2 separate regions of the Homo sapiens genome follow, and region 1 is linked to region 2. A link is a loop called in an ENCODE intact Hi-C map of the cell type or tissue named here. Cell type or tissue: PC-3. All regions are shown on one strand. Links, peaks and the distances in the headings refer to the core of each region. The heading gives the core; the rest is flanking DNA. Region 1 has its middle 7.5 kb from the start of PRG1. Region 2 has its middle 11 kb from the start of TEX101.

What was found. Hi-C counts contacts between places; a loop is a spot of excess contacts. Peaks named below come from ENCODE experiments on the same cell type or tissue, not always from the same donor. Only the 100,000 strongest peaks of a DNase experiment are listed, where the experiment ranks them.
Region 1: a loop joins it to region 2, with 7 times the contacts of the local background. A loop is called at or near these places in 2 of 110 quality-filtered maps.

Annotation. Positions count from the first base shown.
Region 1 is chr19:43,337,370-43,345,702 of GRCh38, reverse strand. No RefSeq gene overlaps it. Among named protein-coding and RNA genes, the nearest start is that of PRG1, 7.5 kb to the left of the region's middle. RefSeq lists a silencer at 2,064-2,253. In PC-3, for the core only: no CTCF peak of the experiment used is centred there; DNase peaks (open chromatin) are centred at 1,001 and 3,402; H3K27ac peaks cover 1,282 bases.
Region 2 is chr19:43,421,261-43,429,593 of GRCh38, reverse strand. No RefSeq gene overlaps it. Among named protein-coding and RNA genes, the nearest start is that of TEX101, 11 kb to the right of the region's middle. In PC-3, for the core only: CTCF peaks have their summits at 3,756 and 3,773; a DNase peak (open chromatin) is centred at 4,783; H3K4me3 peaks cover 627 bases; H3K27ac peaks cover 855 bases.

The DNA.
Region 1 (8,333 bases), core at 110-8,109, 84 kb after region 2:
ACCTGCCACTCACTCGTCCATGTCCACTTCCATCTTCCCCTTTCTCTAACATTGCTTGTACTGAGATCAGCAACATCCTGCTTTATTGCTAAACCTGCCAGGAACTCACAGGTTAGTTTTGCATCCTTTGACACTGAGGGCCACTTCTTTTCCTGGAATAATCTCTGTGAGGCAAATATACATTTTTAAAAATTTTGTTTAGCCTGTTGCAAAAAGATAAAGAGACTCTCCTCTTTTCACTCAGATCATTTTCTCTTCATTCATTCATTCATTCATTCATTCATTCATTGATAGAGTCTCCCTCTGTCACCCAGGCTGGAGTGCAGTGGTGCCATCCAAGCTTACTGCAGCCTTAACCTCCTGGGCTCAGGTGATCCTTCCTCCTTAGCCTCCTGAGTAGCTGGGACTACACGCACATCCCACTGTGCCCAGCAAATTGATTATTATTATTGTGTGTGTGGAGATTGGATCTTGCTATGTTGCCCAGGCTGGACTTTGAGAGCATTTATTTTTTAGAAGAGGTGTAATTGAAAATTCTTTCTCTGTCCCTTGAAGATGTATGTAAAGCTTTCTAAAGCATACATAAGCATCTTGCCTGCCTCACAACCCAGAACTGTCCTCCTCAAGGCCATAGGAGCCCTCTCTTTGAAAGGCAGGCATCCGGGCAGAAAGCGCCCCTGTCTCCCAGTTTCTGTGAGAAGGAAGGAACCTCAGTTCTGGGGGCATCTCACTCCCAGTTGCAAAACTACCTCCTGTCATAGATAAGAGAGGTTTGTTTTTCCTGTGGATAAAGCCAATTAACCACACAGAGAATCAACACAGTTACTGGGTGAATTTAGGATGAACTATGTGTGACAAATGGTGCCGTTGAGTCCTCTCAACTGGGAACTAGTCACCGTCTATCTGGAGACCACGTGTGTAACGGGTTGCACCTGCTTGGCTGGATACAAAGGTGGGATTTCTTTCTGTCTTTGTCATCTCTTAGCAGATTGCATCACATTTTGGCTTAATGCTTACTCAGTCATAAGACAGGTTTCTTTTGCTTCTACGGATATGACGGGGGTTTCTGGGCTGAGCAGAAATTTGTTTCTTAATTATCTTTTTCCAGCAACCCCCACCCAACCTACCTCACCTTCTCTGAAGCTACTTCCCCCAGGCTTTAAAGGCGGCTGCTCCCCGGGGTTCCTCCCGGGCCCTGCCTCTCCTGGTTCATCTGATCTCCCACCCTCGATGCATCGTAGCTTCCCTCCCTTCCATGTGCTGATGCCTGTCGGATCTCTAACTCTAGGCAGAAACCGGCTTCTCAGTTCCTCAGCTCAAATACCCACCTTGGGACGGGCGTCTGCACCGGGACATCCCTCCAGGAACTCTCCTGGTGGAACACGGTCCATGTTCTCTGGCTGCCGTGCAGTTTTTAAATGCCACCAGTACACATGGGGAATGTTCTGTCTTCCCAAGGAGGAAGCTGGAAAGTTCATTTTCCCAGCACTCCTTGCAGGAGGGACACAGACACGGGTCCAGGCTTTCCCCATCAGGTGCCCCCGTGAAAGACTCAGGATCCCGAACAGCACCAGGAAGCAGAGGGTGCATGGCACCGATTTGCTTTTTGTTTTTAATTTTTTGAGTGGGGATGGGGGACAGAAGCTTCTGGTGTAGAAGCTTCTGGACTCCAGGGCCAGCCTCAGCAGTGCAGGGTGCAGGGTGTGGTTTCTGCCTCCTGCAGTGGCCAGAAGATCTTGACCGGAGCTGTCCTGTGCCTGTGGTTTGGTCCTTGCCCTGGGCCCTGTGGCCTCCAAGCTGGCTTCATGAGGGCCCTTGGAGCTTGGTGACCTTCCTACCCTGTCCTTTAACCAGTCCCTTTTCTGCTTCTTGCTGGAGTGAGCTGGGTGGTTTTCTCTGAATCTGCTCCTGTCCTGGGTTCTCCCTCAGGGAAGGGCACCCTGGACACCCAACCTCTCAGCCGGATGCCCAGCAGATGTTCTCATGCTTCCACTTTCCTTGCCCCTTTACGTCCAGTGATCACTCCTTTCTGTCCCTTCCATGTCCTACATCTATCTCTGCTGTGTCCTGTCTTCTGCACCCTGTGGCCTCCACCCAAGTTTGCACCACCACCCATTCCTCCTTGAATGAATACAGTTGTCTCCCTGGGTCTCCCTGCCTCCACGGGGGACACCAGTATCCGAGCCAGCATCTTCTCTGTGGCAGAGATGATCTTTTTCAGGCCTCCTCCGGCCATGGCCCTCTCCTGTTCCTCTTTCCAGAGCTCCTAAGTCCCCCGGATGAGCTCCAGCTGCTAAGAGAGGCCTCGAATGTTGGGTGAAGTGGTCTCCAGAGTCCTCCCGAGCAGCCGCCCCACCTGCCCTCATCCTTCAGCTCCATTCATTTCCTTTTTCTGTTTGATTTTTTGAATAGGTGTTGTATTTAGATGGCTCAGAAATTTGCATCCTTGTGTATCCATATGTGTGTGCAGGCATGAAGAGCCTGTGTCTCATACCTGTTCCCTGTGCACCCAGGTCCTAGCCCCACACCAGCCCCAGTGGCCAGCTGTGCTGTTCATGACCTGCAAAGCTTTCTACAGCTGTTTTATGCAAAACAATAGGAATTATTGTAAATTATGGTAAAATATATATAACATAGAATTCACCATTTTAACCACTTTTTTTCTTTTCTTTTCTTTTCTTTTCTTTTCTTTTCTTTCTTTCTTTCTTTTTTTTTTTTTTTGAGAAGGGGTCTTGTTCTGTCACCCAGGCTGGAATGCAATGGCACGATCTTGGCTCACTGCAACCTTCACCTCCCAGGTTCAACCGATTCTTGTGCTTCAACCTCCTGAGTAGCTGGGACTACAGGTGCATGCCACCACGCCCGGCTAATTTTTTGTATTTTTAGTAGAGATAGAGAGGGTATTTTGTCATGTTAGCCAGGATGGTCTCGATCTCCTGACCTCGTGATCCGCCCGCCACAACCTCCCAAAGTACTGGGACTAGACGTGAGCCACCTTGCCCAGCCCATTTTAACCACTTTTAAGTGTATATCCAGGGGCAGGAAGTACATTTAGGTTGTTGTTCAACCACCACCACTGTCCATCCCCACCCAGAACTTTTTCATATTCCCCAACTGGAATTCTGTGCCCATTAAACACCAACTCCTCTTTCCCCCTCCCTCCAGCCACTGACAACCACCTTTTCATTTTCTGTCTATGCATTTCATGACGTTAGGCACCTCTGTTAAGTGGAATCATGCAAATTTGTCTTTTTGAGTCTGATTATTTCACTTAGCAGAAAGAACTCAAGGCTCATTCATGTTGAAGCACCATCAGAACCACCCTTCTTGTTATGGCTGAATTCCATTCATTTGTACATATAGACCACGTTTTGTTTATTCATTCACGGACGGATGGACACTGGGCTTGTTTCCAACTTTTAGCTATTGTGAATAATGCTGCTATGAACAAAGACGTGCAAATATCTGCTGGGGCCCCTGCTTTCCGTTCTTTTTGGAATACACCAGAAGCCGAATTGCTGCATCTTGTGGTAAGTCTATGATTAATTTTTTGAGAAATGACCACAGTGGTTGCGCCATATCACATACCCACAAACACTACACAAGCGTTCCAATTTCTCCTCGCCAACACTTGTTCTTTTCTGTTTTTCTTTTTTTTTGAGAACAACCATCGTAATGGATGTAAGGTGGTATCTCACTGTAGTTGTGATTTTTATTTTCCTAATGATTAGTGATGTTGAGCATGTTTTCATGTGCTTATTGGCCATTTGTAAATTAATTTTACATTTCCTCCTTTGTAATGTAAGAGGTAGCACACCGTGCACTGTTCTGCTTCTTGTTTTTCTCACTGTGCGGTGTATCTTGGAAACCTTCCCCAGTGCACAGACAGAAGGATACCTCATTCTTTGCCACAGCTGACCAGTATCCATGATGTGGATCATGGCTCATGACCCAGTTCTCTATGGATAAACGTCAGGGTCGTTCCCGGTCTGTGACCATCACCAACACTGCCGTGACTAGTCTAGAATGGGTGCCATTTCATGCATTTGCAATTCCCAGAAGTACACTGGTTAGTCAGCAGGTGAGTGCATTGGTGACAGGATGTGACTCCAGTCTCAGGAAATATGGAAACCTTCTTCCCTTTCTAGCTGCAGCACCCCCAGTCTGGACAGCATATGGAAAGCACTGAGGGGAAGCCCCCACTAAGCAGAGAACCCTGCTGGCCACCCAAGACCTCAATACAGATGGACAACATGAAGCCCCTGGCTTAGGGGAAAACAGAGAGACTGGGAAACACACAGAGAGAGTTGGGGCAGGGATGGAGAGAGAAAGAGAAAATGATAAAGACCCAGAGAGAGACAGAGTCAGAGAAATACGGGGGTGGAGAGGGGAGATACAGAGAGAGACAGAGAGTGAAGGGGACAGAGACACTAACATAGAGAGATGGAGGGAGAGGAGAGGCACGGAGAGAGGGAGAACTCAAGAGCCAGAGCCGGAGAAGTAGAAGGTGAGCCATAGAGAGATGCAGGGCAGGACTAGGGTGAGACAAGAGAGGACCCAGGCTTGTGGATTCTTGATTAAAAATCAATGGTGTTGTAATCCAGAAAAGAGAGAGAGTGAGGGGAGAGAGAAAGGGCCTAGGACTAAAAATTAAGGGGTCACTTGTGCAACCCTGGATTTGGGTGTCTCCTTAGATTTTGCAGCAGAGACACCTCACTTACTTCACCCTCGTCCTGGTCCTGAGACCCCCACAGGGACACAGAGACAGAAGGAAAACACAGAACCAAAAGAGCATCTGAGAGGAGGAGGAGGGACATGGAGACACCACCATAGTCAAGCTGATGGGGCCACACAAAATCAGAACAGAGACAAAGAGGGAGGCACAGAGAGACACAGAGGGAAAGAGACCCAGAAAAAGAGACGGACAGAGCTGGAGAGATACAGAGTGAGAGACAGACAGTGTGCAGGAGGAAGGACACTCATAAATACACAGAAACAGAAAGAAGAGGCTGGAGTGGTGGCTCACACCTGTAATCCCAGCACTTTGGGAGGCTGAGACGGGCGGATCATTTGAGATTAGGAGTTTGACACTAGCCTGGCCAACATGGTGAAACCCTGTCTCTACTAAAAATACAAAAATTAGCCGGATGTGGTGGCACACACCTGTAATCCCAGCTACTCAGGAGGCTGAGGCAGGAGAGTCACTTGAACCCAGGAGGCAGAGGTTGCAGTGAGCCAAGATCATGACACTGCACTCCAGCCTGGGTGATAGAGTGAGACTCTGGAAAGAAAAGAAAGGAAGGAAGGAAGGAAGAAAGGAAGGAAGAAAGGAAGGAAGGAAGAAAGGAAGAGAAGAGAAAAGAAAAGAAAAGAAGGAAGGAAAGACAGAAGGTACCCATTGGTAGAGAGACAAAGACAGAGACAGACAGGGAGACACAGAGATGAAAAGACACAAAGTGAACCACAGACACACAGTGAAGAGGAGACAGAGCCAGAAACAGAGACCTAGTGTGGTGGAAAGAGAGAGAGGCAGACAGACAAGAGCAGCATCTTCAGGGCGACTGGATGCCCCACGCCCCTGAGCTGCTCCACAGGGAGGGGGCTGAGCACACAGCCTGCATCCCATCCATCATTTCTTGGCCTTCATGACTGGGTGACCGTGCACAATCCAGTCCCCGTCTCTGAGCCTCAGTTTCCACACTGTAAACCAGGCATAGATACACCTCCTCAAAGGGTGGTGGAGAGGGCTGGGCTGGCTGTTTCTGCTTAATGCCCCCTCATGTTTCACAAAGGACCCCATGAACTGTGATGAAAGTCACTGTTCATTATCATGACGGCTTCCAGTACTTACAGCAGTCAGCACTAATGTCATGCACATCATCAGCACTTGGCATGAATCCCCATTCATTACAGATCAGTATTAATTGAGTCAATGCTCTGTGCCCGATACTTGTACACTCATAACATGGATTGTTAATTTAATTGAGACAACCACAGTCTGAGGTCAGTGATATCACGATCATCTCCACTTTCCAGACAGGAAGCTCTGCTGGTAAGGTGCAGAGCTGGGGTTCAAACCCAGGTGGTCTGGCTCCAGGGCCAGGTGTGCCCGGGAGCAGGGCTCTTCCTGGGTGTCCAAGGCCACCTTGTCTCCAGGAGTGTAACCGTGTTTCCAGCCACTGAAAACTTGGATTAAAGCCCAGACAAGGTAACGTTTGCCTTTTCTGGCTTTGGGGTTTAGAGTTTGAATTGAGAGACATTCTCCAGGAAAGCAGAAACTTCTTGGCTAAAATCCAAACCTTCTAGGGAATTTATTGCAGAGATGGGGAGGTGGTTCTCATTTCTGCCCTTCTCAGAGTATAGATTCATTAACTCAGGAGATGCAAAAGGTTACATTTTCCATATTCCTTTTCTCAACATGATAATATTATACCCCTTTCTGCCTAGTTTTATGCTTCTTTTGCTCTTGGTGCCAAAGAAACTGTAAACCTTTGTCTTAAAACTGGAGTCCCTTCCAACTGCTGGTGACAGAAATCCCAGCAAGATAAGAAGGAGCAAATGTCCCCGCTTCCCAGACAACTTGAGATATAAGCAGATCCTATTCATCATCCTACAATGTTCTTGCAAAGATTATTTCTATCAATGGAGCTCTGTAAAACACCCAGACTCCAGAGACCATCACTTGGTCCTGTGAAGGTAGCTCTTAGCCTTCAAAAATCTGAAATTCAGATGAATTGCCTAAGTTACATGTATTAATCCATTGCCCAGGGCATACTATGTAACTAGACAACTCCGTTTTCTGGAAGATGTACATACTTATGACATTTGTTTGTTAGTCTGGAAAACTGCCTTTCAGGGAGGGAATGCTTTTCCTCTATCCACTTAGGTTCAGTATCTGGAGGCCTGTGAATTAAACTAACAAAAGACCAATTAACAACAGAAAGGGCAGAGAATTTTTATTACATGCATGGGAGTTCACAGAAAAGAAAAAATGAAACGGCTAGACTTGTGGGGCTTATATACCATTTTAACAAAGGAAAGGGGCTTGTTCTTCAAAGGGTGATACATCATGGGACAGTGACCCGGAAATACCTGGGGCACTGATGGAGATGCAGGTTCTGTTAGTGAGGTCGGTCTATGCATACTCATCTCAGTGTGGACTCGCCATCTCCAGGATGAGTTGCTTTTCTTAATGGTCTGGGGAGGAAACACCTTCCCAAAAGGAAATATATGCCCTGCTTCTAGGTAGATAAGGAGAGGGCAGTGCTCTTCCAGCATCTGTTGATTCTCAATGGCCTTCAGCTCAAAACAATCCTTATACCAACGTGGTACATTTTGGGGTGACTTAACTTGATCCCTTTCAGGCCACTGATGAGTCCATCTTTCCCCACCCAGGTGGACACAGGAAGAACCTGTGATGGATGGATTTCTTATTCAATGGATGGATTTCTTACTTAAATGTAGGGGCTCTTTAAGAATCATTCATTAATTCACTGTGCACTCCCTGAGCTCCTGCTCTGTGCCAAGCCCTATGCTGAATGATACTAAGACCCCAAAATGAATGAGACCCATCCCCGCTCTCAGGGACTTCTCATTCCCAGGAAGGGCAGACAGAAAAGGGTGCTCAGGCCCATAAGAGGGTGTGGTGACAATGACTGTGGCTAGGCTGAACGACACCTCTCAGAACTCTCTTCCCTGTAGGTTCCTGTTAGGGTGGGAGCGGGACACACCTGCCCAAAGCAGCCGCCGTTGTGCATTTCATGCTGGGGAAATCCAGGCAGGAGCTTCCGTGGCTCAGGTCCAGGTGTTGCTCATCTGCTAGCTCGGCTGGTCAGCCTGGAGCAGCAGCAGGACCTGAAACTGCTCCACCTTTACCCCAATCCTCCTTCAGTTTCTCCACCTCCTGAGCCAGGTGTGCGTTGACCTCTGTGACAAAGGTCACTCCTGCAGGTCCCCTGCACCACCAAGATGAGGCAGCAAGAATAGAGGCAGGTTCTGTGGGTCCCGAAACCTTCCACCTTGTGTGGGCTCCTGGCTTGTCCTTACTCCCCACTTTCCATCCATCTCCCCTTCCCCAGGGCCTGCCCTGCAGACTTGGAGCTCAGGTCAGATGCAGAGCCCACAGCCTCCTCACAGACTTCCATCAGCCAGAGATGGGATCCTGACACATTCCACCAGCGCCAAGTGGAGAGATATTTAGGTATTTAGGGGTCTGAATGAGGGGCAAACTGGCCCACCTGGAGCGGCAGGGAAGGTTTCCTAGAGGAATTCCTGCTATTCCTCACTGCGCTTCCAAATTTTAGTCGTGTTCCACTTTTACGATCTGAATAGCA
Region 2 (8,333 bases), core at 86-8,085:
GTGCAGTCTTGAACTCCTGGTCTCAGGCGATTCTTCCGCCTCAGCCACCTGAGTAGCTGGGACTACAAGTGTGCACCACCATGCCTGGCTAAGAGACAGGGTTTAGGCTTACTTTAAAAAAGGATCACTGTGGCTGCTAAGTCGAGAAGAGAATGGGATTGTGGGAAGGGAAAGGTCAAAGCATAGAGACTCTTGGCTGTTGCAATAATCAAGGTGAGAAATGGTGGCAGCTTGGACTGGAGAAGAAGCAGCGGAGGTTATGAGACATGGTCAGATTCTAGAGGTATTTTAAAGGCAGAATCAACAGGATATGCTAAAGGATTGGATATGGGATAGGAGAGGGAGATCAAGAATAACTCCAATGTTGTGGTCTGAGTAGCACACATAAAACTCATTTATTATGGACTGTTTCAGAAATATATCTAAGTAGATAAAAAGCTTTTTTTTTTTTGAGAAGGAGTTTCACTCTCATTGCCCAGGCTGGATTGCAGTGGCGTGATCTTGACTCACTGCAACCTCTGCCTCCCGAGCCCAAGCGATTCTCCTGCCTCAGCCTCTGGAGTAGCTGGGATTACAGGCGCCTGCCACCAGGCCTGGCTAATTTTTTTGTAATTTTTTAAATTAGAAACTGGGTTTCACCATGTAGGTCAGACTTGTCTCAAACTCCTGACCTCAGGCAATCCACCCACCTCGGCCTCCTAAAGTGCTGGGATTACAGGCGTGAGCCACGACGTCTGGCCAGACAAAAGTCTTATAGTGAACCCCATGTAGCTGTCAACCAGCTTCAATAATGATTGCCTCGAAATGATGACCAGTTTCACTTCATCTATGCCTCTCCCTACTCTCTATTCCATATTGTATTGAAGTAAATCTCAGACATTATTTCATTTTATTTGTAAATCCTTCTCTGTGTGTGTGTGTGTGTCTGTGTGTGTATTGTGTGTGTGTGTAGAGATTTTATATATATATATATATATGTATATTCTTTTTTTTTTTGAGATGGAATCTCACTCTGTTGCCCAAACTGGAGTGCAATGGTGCCATCTTGGCTCACTGCAACCTCCACCTCTCAAGTTCAAGCGATTCTCCTGCCTCAGCCTTCTGAGTAGCTGGGATTATAGGCACCCATCACCACACCTGGCTAAGTTTTGTATTTTTAGTAGAGACGGGGTTTCACCATGTTTGTCAGGCTGGTCTTGAATTCCTGACCTCAAGTGATTCGCCTGCCTTGGCCTCCGAAAATGCTGGGAACACAGATGTGAGCCACCATGCCCAGCCATTCTGTATATATAGTTTTAAAAAGATAAGCCTCCCCCAACCTTTTTTTTTTTTTTTTGAGATGCAGTCTTGCTCTGTTCCCCAGGCTGGAGTGCAATGGTGCAATCTCAGCTCACTATAACCTCTGCCTCCCGGGTTCAAGCAATTCTACTGCCTCAGCTTCCTGAGTAGCTGGGATTTCAGGCATGCGTCACCACGCCTGGCTAATTTTTGTATTTTTAGTGGAGATGGGGTTTCGCCATGTTGGCCAGGCTGGTCTTGAACTCCTGACCTCAAGTGATCCACCGGCCTCGGCCTCCCAAAGTGCTGGGATTACAGGCATGAGCCACTGGATCCGCTGAGCCTCTCCCTTTTAAAAAATAAATATGCCACATTCTGTGACGATAAAGTTACAAGAAAATAAAAAAATTAAAATAAACATGTCATGAAATCAGCGTATCTATTAATGGTTGACTTTCTTGCAAAGACTACCAGAGAAACCCATTGATCACGCAAAGTAAGAGTTTATAAGGCCAATTGCAGCAAGGGAGAACAAAGTTCGGTGGTGTCTCAACAGTGTCACAAAGGGGAAAATGATGTAAGGGTATTTGAGGTAATTCTTTAAAGCAAGGAACTGACTAAAATTGGGCAAAGGGCTGGGTGCGGTGGCTCACGCCTGTAATCCCAGCACTTTGGGAGGCTGAGGCAGGCGGGTCACCTGAGGTCAGGAAAGAACCTAGGAGGCGGAGGTTGCAGTGAGCCGAGATCATGCCACTGCACTCCAGCCTGGGCGACAGAGCGAGACACTATCTCAAAATAAAATAAAATAAAATAAAATAAAATAAAATAAAATAAAATAAAGTAAAATAAAATAAAATAAAATAAAATTGGATAAAAAGTATGAGACGATAGTTTAGAATTGGTGAACACAACAGAATGGAGGTCTTGAGAGAAGTCTTGAGAAGCAAACTATTGTCTGATAAGTGAGCTTTTTGCCCAGTTGAGCCATGTGTTGAGAGGAGAGCTATATGCCCAGGTGAGCAAATTGTTTGCCTAGATAAATTTTTTTTTTTTTTTATTTTCCTGAAGCAAACAATGAGTTCTTTATTGTTTTACAGTCTTATCCTTCCAGGCAAGGCTTTTTTGAAAGTCAAACAAACAGGTAAGTCATGTTGAAATACATGATCTCAGTTCTCATATCTAATAGAATTTAAGATACCTACCTCATTAAATAATCAATGAATGCATTTTCTTAGCTGTATCAGAAAAGTATTATTTTATATCTGATTATTCAAGCCAGGATCCAAGCAAGGTCCACAAATTGCATTTGATTTTGTGTGTTTAAGTTCCTCTTAAACTATAGCTTCCCTTACTTTTTTTTCTTCTTCTCTCAAATTTATGTTTTGACAAAGTTAGGTCATTGTCTTGCAGCTTCCATAATCTGGATTTTGCTAGTTCCATCCCCACAGGCATTTAACATGCTCTTTTCTCCTCTAAGTTCCTTTCAATTTGGTAGTTAGAACTGATGCACGCTGAGTGCAGTGGCTCACACCTGTAATCCCAGAAATTTGGGAGGCCCAGGTGGGAGGATCGCTTAAGCCCAGAAGTTTGAGCACAGCCTGAGTAACATGGTGAGACTCTGTTTCTACGAAATTAAAAAAAAAATTAGCCAGCTCTGGTGGTGCGTGCCTGGAGGCCCAGCTACCCAGGAGCCTGAGATGGGAGGATCACTTGAGCCCAGAAAGTAGAGGCTACAGTGAGCTGCGTTTGTGCCGCTGCACTCCAGCCTGGGTGACAGAGCAAGACCCTGTCTCAAAACAAAACAAAACAAAAACAAACAACAACAGCAACAAAAACAAAACAAAAAAACTGATGCAGGATGGACAGGCCCCCAACATGATGCTTAGGCTGGGAGGGTTCTTGGCTTTGACCGGGAAAGAATTCAAGGGCGAGCCCCGGGTATTAGGCAGTAATCTTTTATTGAATGGTACTGCTCCTTGCTGAGCAGGGATAACTCATTGGCAGTGTGCCCAGAGTTGGCAACCTGTGAACCCTTGGCAACTACATTTATATTCTCTTATAGCCACTTCAATTACATGCAAATTAAGGTGTGGATTAATGCAAATTAAGGAGTGAGTTATTTAACAAGTTTCCAGGAAAAGGGCAGCAACTTCCAGATCATTGCCATAGAAATGGGTGGTAACTTCTGGGTCGTTGCTATGGCGTTTATAAACTGTCATGGTGCTGGGGGCAGTGTCTTGAGCTAATGAGCAATGAGGGCAGCTAGGGTCACTTTTGCTGTCATCTGCTGGTTTTGTCCAGTTTCTTCACTTTATCCTGTCTGGACTAAATCCTGTTTTAGTCAGCAGCGTTGTGACCAGAAAACAAGTCTTGTCGATCTCCTAAACTACTGATCTAAGCTATTCAGCTTTTAAAAACGTGGCAAACAGCAATTTAGTGGGTCTCCCACTGCCAATTTTGTCTTCCTCCAGACTATTCTCAACATAGCAGCTAGAGGGCTCCTTAGACAAGAGAAGTCAAAACATCGTATCACACCCTGACATAAACTAACTTTTTCTTCTTTCTTTTCTTTTCCTTTTCTCTTCTCTTCTCTTTCTTTTCCCCTCCCTCCCTCTGCACTGCCCCCTCCCTCTCTCCCTTCCTTCTTTCCTTCCTTCCTTCCTCCCTTCCTCCCTTCCTTTCTCTCTCTCTCCCCTCCCTCAATCTCTCTGTCTTTCTTTATTTTTTAAACAGAGTCTCACTCTGTCACCCAGGCAGAGTGCAGTGGTGGGATCAAAGCTTACTTCAGCCTCAACCTCCCAGGCTCAAGCAGTCCTCCTGCCTCAGCCTCCTCAGCAGCTGGGACCAAAGGTGCATGCCATCATGCCCAGCTAATTTTTAAAAATTTTTTGTAGAAATGAGGATCTTGCTATGTTGCCTAGGCTGGTCTCAAACTCCTGGACACAAGCTATCCTCCCACTCTGGCCTCCCAGAGTGCTAGGATTGATTACAGGCATGAGCCACCACACCTAGCCTGATCTAAACTCTCTAACAACTTCCAAATTCACCTGGCATAAAAGCCAGAGTCAGTGCAGTTGCCTATGAGCTCCCTGAGATCTGTATTCCCGTTACCTCTGACCACATCTCCTAAGATGCTCTTCCTCATTTCCTCTGCTCCAGTCACCCTGGCCTAGTTGCTGTTTCTTGGGATCTCATGCAGGTGCCCACCCATAATATATGCATTCCAGTTTTTCTATATCCCTGCCAACACCTGTATACTGGAAACAGCACAACAATGCTGAAGGAAATTTCACACTGTGAAATAATACTGTGTCTTCTTCCCCATTCATAGCATATATCTTTTCATTTATTTCAGCACTGTTGTGAAATAAATGAAAAGATATATGGTATGAATGGGGAAGAAGACACAGTATTATTAATGTCGCTGGAAAAAGGGGTCTTGATCCAGACTCCAAGAGAGGATTTTTGGATCTTATGCAAGAAAGAATTCAAGGTGAGTCACAGAGTGCGGTGGCAACAGAGTTGCTCATTAGTTACACAGTAGGGTTGCCTCAGAAAGCAAGAGAAAGAATGCGCTGTCTTTTTAAAAATTATTATTATTATTTTTTGAGACAGAGTTTCACTCTTGTTGCCCAGGCTGGAGTGCAATGGCGCGATCTCGGCTTACCACAAACTCTGCCTCCCAGATTCAAGCGATTCTCCTGCCTCAGCCTCTCGAGTAGCTGGGATTATAGGCATGCGCCACCACGCCCGGCTGATTTTGTATTTTTAGTAGAGACCGGGTTTCTCCATGTTGGTCAGGCTGGTCTTGAACTTCTGACCTCACGTGGTCTGCCCGCCTCAGTCTCCTAAAGTGCTGGGATTACAGGCGTGAGCCACCGCACCCGGCCGCATTGTCCTTTTTTAAAAACTCTTCTTATACAGGGGTCTTATCTATATAAAAGCTAAGCTAAGTTATGTCTATGTGTGAGTGGGCTGACAGCATGACAAAATTTATTATTTTGCTGATTTAAGGAAAGTTATCTGCCAGGTGCAGTGGACCATGCTTGTAATCCCAGCACTTTGGGAGGCCAAGGTGGGAGGATCGCTTGAGCCCAGGAGTTTGAGACCAGCCTGGGCAACACGGTGCGGTCCTGTCTCTACAAAAAAAATACAAAAATTAGTGAGGTGTGGTGGCTCTCGCCTGTAGTCCCAGCTACTGGAGGGTGGGGGTGGGAGGTGGGAGGATTGCTTGAGCCGGGGAGGCAGAAGTTGCAGTGAACTGAGATCATGTCACTGCGCTCCAGCCTGGGTGACAGAGCGAGACCCCATCTCCAAAAATAATAAATAAATAAATAAATAAATAAATAAATAAAAGTTATTCTTGGCATTTTAGTGCATAAGTACACCAAAGCATGACTCTGTCTTGAAAGTATATATTGTTATGTGATATTGGGACATCTGGACATTCTTCTGTCACAGGAGTTTGTCCTTGCAGGCATTAATAAACTGCTTCTTTAGCTGTAAACATCTTATGACCGTGGGTTGTGATTGGCAAAGAGCGTACCTTGCTAGTTTTACGACAGGGTTGATTTTAAAATGGTGTCACCCTGGCTCTCCTATGCTCCTGTTTCCTTAACGTTAAGATGTCAATTCTCCTCAAACAATCCCAATCAAAATCCTTGCAGGATTTTTGTAGTAATTGACAAGATGATTCTAAAATTCATTTGGAAATGCAAACGACTTAGAATAGCAGTGACAACAACAACAACAAACAAACAAGCAATAACAAACTTGGCTAATGTATAATATATAATACTAAAAGCATATTTCATAAAGTTGATAAATTGGACTTCATTAAATTAAAAACCCATGCTCTGCTGGGTGCGGTGGCTCATGCCTATAATCCCAGCACTTTGGGAGGCCAAGGCAGGTGGATTGCCTGAGCTCAGGAGTTCGAGACCAGCCTGGACAACACAGTGAAACCCCATCTCTACTAAAATACAAAAAATTAGCCTGGTATGGCAGTGTAAGCCTGTAGTCCCAGCTACTCAGGAGGCAGAGGGAGGAGAACTGCTTGAACCCGGGAGGTGAGGGTTGCAGTGAGCCGAGATCGCGCCACTGCACTCCAGCCTGGGCGACAGAGCTAGACTCCGTCTCAAAAACAAACAAACAAACAAAAAAAACCGTGCTCTGTGAAAGACACTAAGAGAAGAAAAGGACAAGGCAGAGTAGAAGAAAATATTTTAAAATGATATACCTGTTAAGGAATTTGCATTTGTAATATGCAAATATGAAACATACTCAAAACTCAATAATAAAATAAACATCACGATAAAAAAGAGCCATCCATTTGAAGAGGCATTTTATGTTATTTAGATCTGTGCTGTACAATACAGTAGCCACTATATCATATAGTAGCCACATGTGGATACTGAATGCTTGAAATGTAACAAGTCCAAATTAAGATGTATCATGATTGTGAAATACACACCACATTTTGAAGACTTAGTATAAAAAAGAATGTAAGATAGCTCATTAAAATTTGTATTGATTACATGTTTAATGGTAATATTTTGGATATACCATTCAGTTAAATAAAATACATCTCTATTGCTATGATTTTGCCATTTCAAGAATATTATATACATGGATTCATATAGTACATATATGACCTTTGAGATGGACTTTTTTCCACTCAGCATAATGCCATTGAGATCCAGCCAAGTTTCTGTGTGTATAAATAGTTTGTTTCTTTCTATTGTGGAGTTTAACATTCACCTACTGTAAGACATTTTGGTTGTTTTCATTTTGGGCTATTACAAATAAAGCTGCTAAGAACAAGCACATACATGATTTTGTGTTGACTTAAGTTTCCATTTCTTGTGGATGAACGCTCAGCAGTATGACTGCTGGGTAGATGGTAAGTGTGTGTTTAGTTTTTAAATAAATGGCCAAACTATTTTCCAGAGTGGGTGCACCATTTCACATTCTTACAGCAATATATGAGAGATCTAGTTTCTCAATTCCTCTCCAGAATTTGGCATTGTCACTCCTTCCTTTTCTTTCTCTTTCTTTCCTCTCTTTTCTTTTCTTTCTTTCTTTCTCTTTCTTTCTTTCCTTCCTTCCTTCCTTCCTTCCTTTCTTTCTCTCTTTCTTTTTCTTCCTTTCTTCCTTTTTCTTTCTCTCTGTCTCTGAGACAGGGTCATGCTCTATCATCTAGGGAGGAGGAGTGCAGTGGCGTGACCTCAGCAAACTGTCCACCTCCCTGGGTCAAGCCATCCTCTTGTCTCAGCCTCCCAAATAGCTGTGACTATGTACAGGCACACACTACCATGCCCAGTTAATTTTTGTATTTTTTGTAGAGACGGGGTTTCACTATGTTGCCCAGGCTGGTCTCAAACTCCTGAGCTCAAGTAATCCACTCGCCTTGGCCTCCCAAAGTGCTGGCACTATAGGTGTGGGCCACTGCACCTGGCCCTCAGTTAAAATTTGATTTTCGTGTGCTTCTTCTTCCTCTTTAGGGAGATTTAGCAAACTGACACAATGGGGACTGGCTACCTAAGGACAAAGATAAGGAATTAGCTAGAGTAGCGCTTAAACTGCAGGAGAGTGGTATAAATAAAAAAAAAATGATTGAGGTGAGTCTTAATTATTTTAGTTTCTTTTGCTAAGGTTTAGGACATGCCCAGGAAAAAGAAACACAAAACCACAGGAACATCTGTGATCTGTGCTTTTTCCAAAGAGGATTTGGGAACTTCAATTTTTTTTTTTTTTTTTTTTTTTTGAGAGAAAGTTTCACTTTTGTTGCCAGGCTGGAGTGCAGTGGCATGATCTCGGCTCACTGCAACCTCTGCCTCCCAGGTTCAAGCAGTTCTCCTGCCTCAGCCTCCCGAGTAGCTGGGATTACAGGCATCCGCCACCATGCCTAGCTAATTTTTTATATTTTTAGTAGAGACGGGGTTTCACCATGTTGGCCAGGCTGGTCTTGAACTCCGACCTCAGGTGATCCACCTGCCTCGACCTCCCAAAGTGCTGGGATTACAAGCATGAGCCACCACACCCGGCCTGGGGAC